2 separate regions of the Homo sapiens genome follow, and region 2 is linked to region 1. A link is a loop called in an ENCODE intact Hi-C map of the cell type or tissue named here. Cell type or tissue: HepG2. All regions are shown on one strand. Each heading gives the region's core, and the rest is flanking DNA. Links, peaks and the distances in the headings are about the cores only. Region 1 has its middle 79 kb from the start of RGPD5. Region 2 has its middle 97 kb from the start of SEPTIN10.

Region 1 (6,692 bases), core at 694-5,693:
ACCCTGAGCAACTACAAATCTACTCTACAGATTTGCCTATTCTGGACTTTTGTATAAATGTAATCCTATAATATATGGTCTTTTGTGACTGGCTTCTTTCACTTCACATAATGTTTCTAAGTTCATCCATGTTGTAGCATGTATTAGTACTTCATTCCTTTTTATGGCTGAGTAATACGCCATTGTATGGATATACCACATTTTCTTTATCCATTCATCAGTTGATGGACAGGTTATTTCCACTTGTTGGTTATTATGGAAAATGCTACTATAAACATTTGTGTACAAATTTTTAGGTGGTCATATGCTTTTATGTCTCTTGGGTTCATACCTTCAGAGAAGTGCTGGGCCAGATTGTAACTCTGTTTAATTATTTGAGGAACCACCAGACTCTCTTCCAAAGTGGCCGCATCATTTTACATTTCCACCAGCAATATGTGAGGGTTCCAGTTTCTCTGCATTCCTGCCAATGCCTATTATTTTCCACTTTTTTTGATCTTTTTAAATTTCTGTCAGTTTTGCAGTTCTCAAAGTATAAGTTTTGCTCATTTTGTTAAATTTATGTTTAGGTAATTTATTCCTTTTAATGTTATCACAAATGGAAATGGTTTTGTGTTTTTGTTTTTGTTTTCTTGAGACAGACTTTTACTCTGTTGCCCAGGCTGGAGTGCAATGGTGTGATCTCGGCTCACTGCAACCTCTGCCTCCCGGGTTCAAGCGATTCTCCTGCCTCAGCCTCCTGAGAAGCTGGGACTACAGGCACCTGCTACCACACCCAGCTAATTTTTGTATTTTAAGTAGAGATGGGGTTTCACCATGTTGGCCAAGCTGGTCTTGAACTCCTGGCCTCAATTGATCTACCCGCCTTGGACTCCCAAAATGCTGAGATTACAGGTGTGAGCCACTGTGCCTGGCCTAGGAACTGTTTTGTTGTTGTTGTTGTTGTTTTGTTGTTTTTGTTTTTTGAGATGGAGTTTTGCTCTTGTTGCCCAGGCTGGAATGCAATGGTAAGATCTCAGCTCACTGCCACCTCTGCCTCCCGGGTTCAAGCGATTCTCCTGCCTCAGCCTCCTGAGTAGCTGGGATTACAGGCGTCCACCGCCATGCCCAGCAAATTTTTGTATTTTTAGTTGAGACGGGATTTCACAATGTTGGCCAGGCTGGTCTCAAACTCCTGACCTCAAGTGATCCACCCGCCTCGGCCTCCCAAAGTGCTGGGATTACAGGCGTGAGCCACCGCACCCCGTGGAACTGGGTTTTTTTTTTTTTTTTTTTGGTTTGTTTTTAATTTTCATTTTTGGATTGTTGTTTGCAAGCATATTGAAATACATTTGATTTTTATATATTGATCTTCTATCCTGCAGCCTTGCTGAACTCATTTATTGGTCCAAATAATTTTTTAGTGAATTTCTTAGGATTTTCTGTATATAAGATCATGTCATCTGTGAATACAGACAAATTTTATCTCTTACTTTTTCACTGGGATGCCTTTTACTTCTTTTTCTTGTCTAGTGTGAAAGGAAAATAAAATTTGGGACCTCAAGTCACTCTGCCAAAAGAAAAAAATTAAGCTGAAAGCTGAGTCCTGCGAGAAGTTGCCTTTCCTTTTGCTCCTAAGCAGATAGCTGCAGATAAAAGGTTAAATATCTCTACAAGTAGCTACTCTATGTTCACCTTATCTTATGTAAAGTGCTGATTAGGCTGGGCGCGGTGGCTCATGCCTGTAATTCCAACACTTTGGAAGGCAGAGGTGGGCAGATTGCTTGAGTCCAGGAGTTTGACATCAGCCTAGGCAACATAGCAAAACTCTTGTCTCTACTAAAAGTGCAAAACATTAGCCAGGCATGGTGGTGCGTGCCTGTAGTCCCAGCTACTCAGGAAGCTGAGGTAGGAGAATCACCTGAGCCTGGGAGGTGGAGGCTGCAGTAAGCAGAAATTGCACCACTGCACTTCAGCCTGGGCAACTAGAGTGAGACCCTGTCTCAAAAAATAAAATAAGGCTGGGTGCGGTGGCTCACGCCTGTAATCCCAGCACTTTGGGAGGCCGAGGCGGGTGGATCACGAGGTCAGGAGTTTGAGACCAGCCTGGCCAAGATGGTGAAACCCGGTCTCTACTAAATATACAAAAATTAGCCAGGTGCGATGGCAGGCACCTATAATCCCAGCTACTCAGGAGGCTAAGGCAGGAGAATTGCTTGAACCCGGGAGGCAGAGGTTGCAGTGAGCTCAGATTGCACCACTGCACTCTAGCCTGGGCAACAGAGCAAGATCCATCTCAAAAAATAAATAAATTTTTTTTAAAAAAAATAAAATAATAAGTAAATAAAATTAAAAAAAATAAAGTGCTAATTTACTGAGTGCCAGACAAATACATAATTGACTATTCCCCTACCTACTCCCTTTCTCTTGTAACATGTGGATTCAGTCATGCGACCCTCTCCTTTCTCCAGCCCACTTTTCCCCTTTAAATATTGAAGACCTCAAAATCATCTTTGGGGAAAGGTGTACCTTTCTCCTGGGCGCGTCCTTAACTTTGGCAAAATGAACTTCTAAATTGAGACCTGTCTCAGACACATTTTGGTTTACACTACTTGCCCTAGTTAGAAACTCCAGGACAATGTTGAATAGAAGTGGCAAGAATGGACATATTTATCTTGTGATTATGATATTGTGATTCATAATAAATATATATATTTCATCTTCCTCCCTGTTTCCTGGCACATAGCTCAAATGGCTGGGGCCCCTGGGTAGCCTCAGGATGGGGGCTGGCTGCCAGGTGAACCAGATGATTAGAGGGTTGGAACTTTCATTTCTGAAACTGATCCTCCAGGGAAGGAGGAAGAGCTGAAGGTTGAGCTGACCCCCAATGGCCAGTGATCTAATCAATCATGCCTGGGTAATGAAGCCTACATAAAAACCCAAAGGAACAGAATTCAGAGAGCTTCTGAGTTGCTGAACATGTGGAGGTGCTGGGAGAGTGGCTTCCAGGAGAGGGCAGGGAAGCTCCATGCCCTTTCCTCACACCTTGCCTGGTGCACCTCTTCATCTGGCTGTTCTTGTATCCTTTGTAACGTCCTTTACAATAGCCTAAGTGAGCCTAAGTGTCTCCCTGAGTTCTGTGAGCCACTCTAGCAAATTAATCAAACCTGAAAAGGAGGCCAGGCATGGTGAGAGCACTTTGGGAGCTTGAGGCAGGCAGATTGCTTGAGTCCAGGAGTTTGAGACCAGCCTGGGCAACATGATGAAATCCAGTCTCTACAAAAAATACAAAAAGTACTATAGGCTGGGCATTGTGGCTCATGCCTGTTATCCCAGCACTTTGGGAGGCCGAGGTGGGTGGATCACCTCAGGTCAGGAGTTCGAGACCAGCTTGACAAACATGGTGAAACCCCGTCTCTACTAAAAATACAAAATTAGCTGGGTGTGGTAGCATATGCCTGTAATCCCAGCTACCTGGGAGGCTGAAGAAGGAGAATCACTTGAACCCAGAAGGCAGAGATTGCAATGAGCCGATCACACTATTGCACTCCAGCCTGGGCAACAAGAGCGAAACTCCACGCCCCGCCCCCACCCCCACCCCCCCAAAAAAAACCTACTATGGGATTTATCATAAAATTAAATGTTTAAAAATAGCACAAGCCCGGGCGTGGTGGCTCACACCTGTAATCCCAGCACTTTGGGAGGCCAAGGCAGGTGGATCACCTGAGGTCAGGAGTTTGAGACCAGTCTGGTCAACATGGTGAAAACCTGTCTCTGCTAAAACTACAATAATTAGCCTGGTGGTGGTGGCACACACCTGTAACTCCAACTACTCAAAGGATGAGGCAGGAGACTCACTTGAACCTGGGAGGTAGAGGTTGCAGTGAGCCAATGGCACCACTGCACTCCAGCCTGGGCAATACAGAGAGACCTTGTCTCAAAAAAAATAAAAAATAAAAATAAAATAAAGCTCGGGCACAGTGGCTCACGTCTGTAATTCCAGCACTTTAGGCGGCCAAGGTAGGCAGATTACGAGGTCAAGAGAACAAGACCATCCTGGCCAATATGGTGAAACCCCATCTCTACTAAAAATACAAAAATTAGCCAGGCGTGGTGGTGCATGCCTGTAGTCCCAGCTACTCAGGAGGCTAAGGCAGGAGAATCACTAGAACCTGGGAGGAAGAGGTTGCAGTGAGCCAATATCACACCACTGCACTCCAGCCTGGCGACAGAGCGAGACTCCGTCTCAAAAAAATAAAATAAAATAAAAACTTTTAAAAAAGAGAAAAACACACACACACACACACACACACAAATTAGCCAGGTGTAATGCAACGTGCCTATTGGTCCAGCTGTTCAAGAGGCTGAGGTAAGGTAGGAGGATCACTTGAGCCCCAGAGGTAGAGGTTGCAGTTAGCTGAGATCATGCCACTGTACTCTAACCTGGGTGACAGAGCAAGACCCTATCTCAAAAAGAAAAAATAAAAAAGAACCTCCATGTAGTTGTGGGTAATCTACTACTTATGATTGGCGTCTGAAGTGGGGGCAGTCCTACGGGCCTGAGCCCTTAACCTGTGGGATCTGACTCCAACTCCAGGTAGATAGTGTCAGAACTGAGTTAAATTATAGGATATCCAGCTGGTGTCCCCTGGAGAATTGCTGTATGGGGAAAACCCACACATGTGGTGTTGGAAGTATTGTGTTGAGTGTAAGAGTAGCAAAAACAGAGTGATCTTAGGAGGAAAGCTTTCGATCATTCGATCAATCATTCATTGAGAGCTTTCAATCATGATGTTAGCTGTGGGCTCTTTGCAGATGCCCTTTAATGGCCTGAGGAAGTTTTCTTTCATTCCTAGCTGTTGAGTGCTTTTATCCTGATCTCATGGACTCTCTGGGCACAAGGATCAGGGACCCCAGCAGGCCAAGAACCCCAAGACCACGACCACTTCTGCAGAGCTAGTACCTAACATTCTCACAGCTTACCAAACACAAATTCATGGTCCCAATTGATTTCCAACCCAGTGAAGTAGGTGCTGTTATTCCCAATTTCTAGCTGAAGAAGCTGGAGCGCTGAGAGGCTGTATGGGTTTCCTTGTCACTCAGCTCAGAGGCACGTTCTGGAGCTGACACTCAGCCCTTGCTGGCCCCTCTAGTCCATCTGCTCCTGCTTGGCTTCTACCTCCTAATCAAGGCTGTCCTTTGTGGGGGATGAAGTGATGTTTGTATTTAGACTTCAGGGAGCTTTTCTCAAACTTCAGTGGCCCTAAGCCTTACCAGGAGGGCTTATTAATGATGAAGAACCCTGAACCTGTCCTGGAGATTCGTAACTGGGTAGGACTCAGAATTTGCAGTTCACCATCTCTCCTCCACGAAGTGGGTCTGCACCATGCTTCCAGGAACCCTGCTCTGGAGGAAAAGCGGTCTGAATGTGAAATGTCAGGTGGCCAGTGCAAGAGGAGGGAGGGTTTCAAGAGACCCAGGTGGAGGAAGGCTGCTGAAGTTTAAAGCAGGGCTGGGCTGGCCCTCCCCTCAGTGTACCCTCAAGTTGGATTTTTTTCATATTCCGTCAAACAGAAGTTTTCTCCTTGTCTCAGGTACCATCCCCCCAATACAGGGCCATGCAGGGGAGCGAAGCAGAGCCCACTCTCACTCACTCTCGCTCTGGCGCACAGCACAGGACCCATGAGACTTGCTTTAGGGGCCTGTGAATATGACTTTCATTTTCATTTCTTTTAAAATCAGAAGAAAAATGAGTAGATATAATGAGTATGTAATCATGAATCGGCCTAGATTATATTTGCCTTTATGCCAATATCATTGTAAAATATAATTTTTAAAGCCAGACTTGGTGGCTCACACCTGTAATCCCAGCACTTTGAGAGGCCGAGGTGGGCAGATCACGAGGTCAGGAGTTCAAGACCATCCTGGCCAACATGGTGAAACCCCTGTCTCTACTAAAAATACAAAAAATTAGCAGGGCCTTGTGGCACACGCCTGTAATCCCAGCTACTTGGGAGGCGGAGGCAGGAGAATCGCTTGAACCCAGGAGGCAGAGGTTGCTGTGAGCAGAGATCGTGCTATTGTACTCCAGCCTGGGTGACAGAGCAAGACTCAATCTCAAAAAAATAAAATAAAATAAATAATTTTTTATAGTGGAAAAGGCCCAGGAAGGCAAAAATGCCCAGGACCCATGAAAGTTCTACATAGCCCTGAGAGTGAGGGTGCAGGACACACAGGGCCTGGAGAGGGCAAGGCTCTGGTGTCAGCCTGAGAATGAGTGACCAGAGTCAGGCAGGGCCGGCAGGATCCATCTGACCACTGACCCTGGTTCTCTCCATTCCAGGCCTGTCACTTGACACAGCCGGCCAGGGCAGCCCTGAGCTCACTGGGGAAGGGATTTATAGGAGGCCTGTTTTAACAGCCTACCTGGACATGAAATCTTTCATTTGAAGAGGAAAGAAAAATCCAGCAGTCAATAGCAATTTGTTCAAAACCAAAATGGAGCGTGGTGTTGCAAAACATCCTCTTCCCGAGCTCTGGACCAGCTGGCTGCATCAGCCCCGATGACAGGGAAGGAGCCAGGCAGGATGCACTGCATTGTAAACTCTTGCCCTGAGGAACATGGCCTAGTGGTGAGTGGGAGGGCAGGGAGAAGCGAGCAGCAGCCAAGACTGCAGGCAGCCATTAAGAGCTTGCACTGAAGTGGGCTCAAC
Region 2 (6,692 bases), core at 731-5,730, 200 kb after region 1:
ATCATTTCGTAATTTCAGGGATGCTACATACATGGAACAGCAACAAGAGCAGGCAATAGAAAGCAACGCCCTCACATGCCCTTGACAAAAGCATGCTGGATGTCCTGTGTCTTTCTTTTTACCCAGGGTCTGGGCCTCTCAATGAAATGCTAACTAGCCGAGTGACATATGTGGTTTTATCTATTTTTAATGCGTGTCTGCTCTTCTTTTAAAAGGGTGTAAACAGAATTTTCAAGTCACAACTGACCCTGGAGACCAGTATGATCTCCCCAGCAACTGTAGGGACACAGTTGGTGCCCAGCCAGGGCTGAGTTCTTGAGGCCTCTCTCTTGAGGTGCAGTTCTTTTAACAACAGGATGACATACAGGTCAATGTTCCTAGAACTACAAGTTTGGGCAAATCACACAGTAACAAATATGCATTAAACTTGATTTGGTTTGGATCGTGTCCTCACCCAAATCTCGTGTTGAAATGTAATCCCCAATGCTGGAGGTGGGGCCTGGTGGGAGGTGATTGGATCATGGGGGCAGTTTCTAAGGGTTTAGTGCCATCCCCCTAGTGCTGTTCTCGTGTTAGAGTTCTCAGGAGAGATCTGGTTGTTTAGAAGTGTGTAGCACCAGGCAGGGTGTGGTGGCTCAAGCCTGTAATCCCAGCACTTTGGGAGGTTGAGGTGGGCAGATCACCTGAGGTCAGGAGTTCAAGACCAGCCTGACCAACATGGTGAAACCCCGTCTCTACTAAAAATACAAAAATTAGCCAGGCATGGTGGCGGGCACCTGTAATCCCAGATACTTGGGAGGCTGAGGCAGGAGAATCACTTGAACCCAGGAGGCGGAGGATGCAGTGAGCCAATATTGCATGACTGCACTCCAGACTGGGTGACAGAGCGAGACTCCCTCAAAAAAAAAAAAAAAAAAAAAAAGATATGTAGCACCTTCCCCACCTCTCTCTTCCTCCTGCTGGGGCCATGTAAAATATGCCTGCTTCTGCCACGATTGTAAGTTTCCTGAGGCCTCCCCAGAAGTTGAGCAGTTGCTTCCTGTACAGCCTGTGGAACTGTGAGCCAAATAAACCCCCTTTCTTTATAAATTACCCGGTCTTGGGTATTTCTTTACAGCAGTGCAAGAATGGACTCATACAGAACCCAAAACACATTCTGTGAGAATGCATTAAAAAAAATTACAACAAAGTTCAGTTGGAAATTTTGATTCAGTATGCACATATTTGCTTTACTTACAATTTAGTGCTGCTAATGGTGGGAATGTCCAGCAGAAGCAACAAGGCAATGGTTCTTAGAGCAGATGCCCCCTGTTGGAGTTACAGACTTGAAGCTGCGGTATTTGTGGAGCTGGGCCGTAGGCTCTGGGGTCTGCAGACACTGAGTTAAGTTGCTGGCTGGCTGTAAGCCCTGGGGGAAGCTACCTAACCTCTCTGAACCCCTGCTCTCCCATTTGTAAAATGACCATGATGAGAGTCCTCATAGGGTGCTTGTAAAGTGAGATGATGGAGTAAAGGGCCCAGCACCGTGCTCAGTTAACACAGCTGATGCCCTCACCCTGGAGGGCCGGCCTGTGTAGGAGGAGAAACAAGAGATGTGTAGGAACAGCCCTTTTGGAAGGCTTAGAAACAACTTCATGCTGAATAGAAGGAAACCAGAAAAGAAACAATTGCCCACACTTATTTATATTTTACCCTGTGAGTTGTTGTTGCAAGATGTGTGCAAGGATTCAAATGCCGCCAATTAGAAAAGCGGACCTTGTAGCTTGTGGCTTCATGGCTGCACACCAGGTAAGCGAGTTGCAGCTCGTATCTGCAGGGCCTCAGCCCCTGGGCTCAGCCCACTTGTTTTCATCCACGTCTGCTCCTCTGAAGTTCTCAAATGGGACTCGAGCTCCCATCGGGGGCATACCCTCTGCAGCTGCACCTTCTGGGACCCTGCAGGCCACACAAAGCTGCAAAGACCTCGGGCGTCGTTATCTAGGCTTCCTAGTCACCTGGGGATGGCATTGTCCTTGTGGAACACCAGGCCTCGTGTTTGTGGGTGTGCTCCAGGCTCTCGACAGCACTGGGTGTCAGCCTGTGCTGCACGGTGGGCACTTGGGACACCCACCCAGCCCTGTGGGATCAGAACCTCCAGCCAGAACCCAGCCCAGGACGGAGCAGTAAAGAACTCAGGCAGAGGCAGACAGCCGTGGGGTCTGCAGGCGTGGAGCTCACACCCCTGCTGAGCTGTGAAGGGGCCATGAGAGGAGGGCCTGGGCAGGATTCCAACGTCAGAGTGCAGCCATTGCTCTAATGCTGTTCCCTGCACAGGGCTGAAGCAAGCAGCAGCCAGGCGGGGTTCACAGGTCCGAACCTGCGGTGTTTGGACTCTGTTCACTCACCCGGCCTTCCTTGCTGCGGTGGTTCGGCAGCTTCCGGAAGATTCCAGCAGAGACTCCTGCAAGCCTCAGGTTGACACATGAATGACCAATGAACCTGTCAGGCTTTATTGAGCATGGACCAAGTCCCAGGCCCCGCACAGTCCGGGGATAAAGAGGGGGGCTGGTGTGGAGACAAAGGGGCACTGAAGTCATGGGCGATGGCGTGGGAGGGGGCGGGCGATGCTGGCAACAGGGGAGGACAGCAGCTTCCAGAGGCTGGGCGGGACCTCTGTGTATACCCTTTGCACATTCCGGGTGACCCTTTCTAAGGCTCGTACAGGGACACCAGTCCCCCAGAACTCAGTGTTTCTGGCCGGTTCTAGGCCTGTGGGGTGAGGGCTGGCCAGTGTTCCTGGAAGGCAGTTTGCAGGGGAGCAAAGCTCAGCCATGTGTTCCTAGTGGGTAGGGCTGCGATCACCCTTACCCGAACTGTACACTGGAGGACTGGGCTGGGGCTCATTTTGCTGAGGCCAGGAATTCTGGGGGCCATGCTGCCCACCCTACCTCTGGCATCAAGATCCACTGAGACTGATGAGGAGCAGTGTTTAACCATTCTTTGCACTAAAAATATCGTGGGAAAGTAACTGATCTATCAGTTTTGGAAAATGCAGCCATCGTTTAGCAGATTTCATCTGAAGGCAAGAGGTAGGAAGTTGCCCTTAATTTGAATTGTTCGGTCGAGGGGATCCCGCTTGCACTGCAGTTACCTGCGCCTCACACGCCAGCCCTGCTTTGGGGCTGGGGGCTCCTGCGAGAGGCCAGACACGGGCTCGCCTCCTTCCCACTTCTTCAGTAATGAAAGCCTCCCTTGCGTTGGGGTGGCTGGAGTGGGACCAGCACGCCCTCCAGTGGCGGCCCTCACAGCCGCCTTGCCTGTGCCCTGCCTGAGGAAGGGCGGGCTCTCTGTGACCCGGTGGCCACAGCCTGGGAGACTGAGTGTCCGCATATCAGGACAGGCCTAAGTGCTCAGCCCCAGCTGTAGGCCCGTGCTTCTGTGCCAGTGGAACCTCTCCTGCACCAGGCATTTACAAACCCTTAAGCCTCAGAACATGTCCCGTCATGGCCACATTTTCCAGATGAGGAGACTCTGGCCTAAGACAGCACCATCAGTGACGCCAGGGGAGAGGGCTGCCCCCCAGGCCCTGGGCACAGGGGGTGGGACTTAGGTCCTTCAGGCCCAGCATGGGCCACACATCACCTGCTCGGGCCCATGTGTTGTAGAGTGCCAGGAGGCCTGGTGGGCTCAGCAGCCCACTCAAGGGTGTCTGGGGGCTCCAGGACTCATAGGCTGCTCCCATGCCCCTTAGCCCAGGGAAGACCCCTGAATCATAACCATTCCACTCAGCTAGAGACCTTGGAGCTGAGTGCTAAGCATTAAGCAGGTAGTTAGCACAAAGAATCCCTGCTGATATTGTTTGGATGTTTGGTTGTTTGTCCCCTCCAACCCCAGGTGGAAATGCAATCCCTAGTGCTGGAGATGGGGCCTGGCAGGCGGTGTTTGGGTCGTGGGGCGGATCCCTCAGGAATGGCTTGGTGCGTTCCTGGCGGTAATGAGTGAGCTCTTGCTCTGTTAGTTCATATGAGATCTGATCGTTTGAAAAAGTCCGCCACGGCCCCTACCCCTCCTGCTCCACTTTTGCCTCCCGAGGCCTCACCAGATGCAAATGCTGGTGCCATGCTTCCTGTACAACCTGCAGAACCATGAGTCAAATAAACCTTTTTTCTTGATAAATTATCCAGCCTCAGGTATTCCTTTGTAGCAACGCAAAACAGACTACTACTCCTACCCTGGGAAGAAGCGTCTCTGTAGCCATGGCCGAGTTTGGGGTGCTGGAGATCTGGCTGAGGGGATGAGGCGCTCTCCTGAGGTCCTCAGTGGGGAGGTGGGTTTGAGATCTGGGGCCTAGGAAGGGAAGGAAGGGCCTGCACTGCCAATGGCTCTTGTCCTCCACTCCACCAGGGCTTTGTCCTGGAGTCTGGCCAGCCATGAGATGAAGCAAGTTAGCAATAGGCAGGACATTCCACATCCCCCACGGACCCTCCAGGGAGGGCATAGCCACTCTGCCCCCAGCCTGCAGGCCCCCTTCTCTCAGCCACTGCCTGTAGGCCCTCCCTCCTCAACTTACACTGAATCATGTGGGGCACACTGTTTGGCGTCAAGGGGTGTGCCAAGCTCGCCATCATGGGGTGCTGGGTGCCGCCGAGTTTCCATTTAGTCTATTCCCAATGCCTGGAGAACCCTCCTGGCCCTGGCCGCCATTGGTCATCCAGGCTGAGTGCAGACCTGGACCCACATCCAGCATGTGCGGTAAACCCTATGCCCAGCAGACAGAGGCCACAAGTGATTTCCAGGGCAAAGGTCATCCCTGGACTTGCATTCAGGCCCCAGGGCAGGGCTCTGGGCATGAGAGTTGGCAGATGTGGTTGGCTCCATGTCCCAGGCATCTCTGGCTAATGGAAGTCAGAGGCTTGAGGAGAGGGAAGTGTGTGAGGGGCATGGGGGAAGATGAGAGGGAGGGAGGGTGGGAAGCACCACCTGACCAGGGAAAGGAGGAGGCAGTGAGAAAGTGACCGCCGTGCCCAGGGCCTGGGGGGCAGCCCTCTCCCCTGGCACCCAAACCCCCAAGGGAGTCAAGCTGTGGACCTCGAACCATGGAATAAAGCTGCAAGAAGAGTCCAGAGACCAATCGGTCCCACAGCGACTGAAAGTGAAAAATGAGGGGAAGGAAAACTCCAGTCCAGGCTGTAGCCACACCTGAGGCCACTCTGGCAGAGCACTGCAGGCTCAAGGTCCCTGCGTGGGGGTCTGTACACAGGGGAAAGAGCCCAACTCTAGGGACGGCCCTGGTCCCACACCAGGGCTTCCCTGCGGCATCCCGCCTGGCCTGCACACAGGCTGGTTCCAACACACAGCCAAGTGCCCCACACTGAACTCGTACAGGGCCCTGTGAGTCTGCCTTTCATCCATGGAGGTCTGAGCTGTGCACAGTCATAATTCACTAGCCCTGGGGGCGGTGGGCGGATGGGCTGCAGCTGTGGGCACTCGCACACCCGGGGCTGCGTTTTCCTAACAGCCCTGGTCTGTGTTTTATAACGTGGTTTTCTGAGTCCACAGCAGAAACTCCGTATTTACCAGCTCAGAGCCGTAACCAAGTTATGAATCATAATAAGATTCCAGAAACAGCCAGTCCAGCACATGGGAGTTTCCAGGGCGTTACATAAGCTCAGAATCTGGCCCGGCTAGCTTGATGCTGAGTTTAAGTTTCAACCAAACCTCAGAGCTGCAAGAGCACTTGATGGAGCAACATAAACCAGGCTTACTGCCTTTCTAAGGACCGTGGGAACATGCCCACATTAAGGCCCTTCTCCGTTCTAGCTTTGAGTGGTGAGGAGAACTCTGACATGGAGCCGCAGACTCACTGGGGACCAGAAGGCCCCCAGGCCCAGGAGGCTGCCTGGGCTCCACCCGGCTGCTTGCTCTTCTAGGATTTGCTCATCGGCCACCATCACGGTGGTCCCCCTGGGGTAGCTGAAGTGCTTTGTTGGATGCTGAAGTTAGAATGTGGCTGTGGGTGAGGGCTTGGTTTGCTGGTGATACCCAATCCCCTACACCCCTGGCCACATCCTCTGTAGCCACAGGCTGGCTCTGGGGAGGTGAGGCAGCACAGACTACAGCCTCCATGGGCACCCACCTCCCTCCTTCCCTTGTGGCACTCCTCCTGCAAAGCCTCATCTACGCAGGTGTCCTAGAACTGGGAGAAGGGTGTGTGTGCAAATGTGCAAGTGATGTGTGCGCATGTGCATATAGTGTGTGGACGTGTGTTTGTGCATGCACGTGGCTTGTGTGGTGTGTGCATGCAGTGTGTGTGTATGTGCATATAATGTGTGCATGTGGGTATGGTGTGTGTACATGTGGTGTGTGTACATGTGGTGTGTGTACATGTGGAGTGTCTATATGTGCACGTGTGTGATGTGTGTGGTGTGCATATAGTGTGTATGCATGTGGAGTATGTGCATGCATGTGTACATGTGTGAAGTGTGTGCATACGGGAGGTGTGTGCATGCATGTGTACATGTGTGAGGTGTGTGCATGTGGAGTATATGCATGCATGTGTACATGTGTGGGGTGTGTGCATGTGGGATGTGTGTGCATGCACATGAGGTGTGTGTGGTGTGTCAGGTGTGAATCCATGGGGCCTGGGTGCTGAGACAGGTCTACTGTGCAGGTGCTTTCTTTTGGGAAGAAATTCCAGGGCACGGGAGTGGAAG

Evidence for each region. Peaks named below come from ENCODE experiments on the same cell type or tissue, not always from the same donor. Only the 100,000 strongest peaks of a DNase experiment are listed, where the experiment ranks them.
Region 2: a loop joins it to region 1, with 11 times the contacts of the local background. A loop is called at or near these places in 6 of 110 quality-filtered maps.

What each region holds. Positions count from the first base shown.
Region 1 is chr2:109,711,856-109,718,547 of GRCh38, reverse strand. It overlaps a transcript of RANBP2 not described here. Among named protein-coding and RNA genes, the nearest start is that of RGPD5, 79 kb to the left of the region's middle. In HepG2, for the core only: a CTCF peak has its summit at 2,999 (motif pointing right); a DNase peak (open chromatin) is centred at 3,017.
Region 2 is chr2:109,513,146-109,519,837 of GRCh38, reverse strand. It overlaps a transcript of RANBP2 not described here. Among named protein-coding and RNA genes, the nearest start is that of SEPTIN10, 97 kb to the left of the region's middle. RefSeq lists enhancers at 1,762-2,301, 3,318-3,557, 5,739-5,988. In HepG2, for the core only: CTCF peaks have their summits at 1,301 and 3,264 (motif pointing left); DNase peaks (open chromatin) are centred at 2,387 and 3,277; H3K4me3 peaks cover 1,170 bases; H3K27me3 peaks cover 1,181 bases.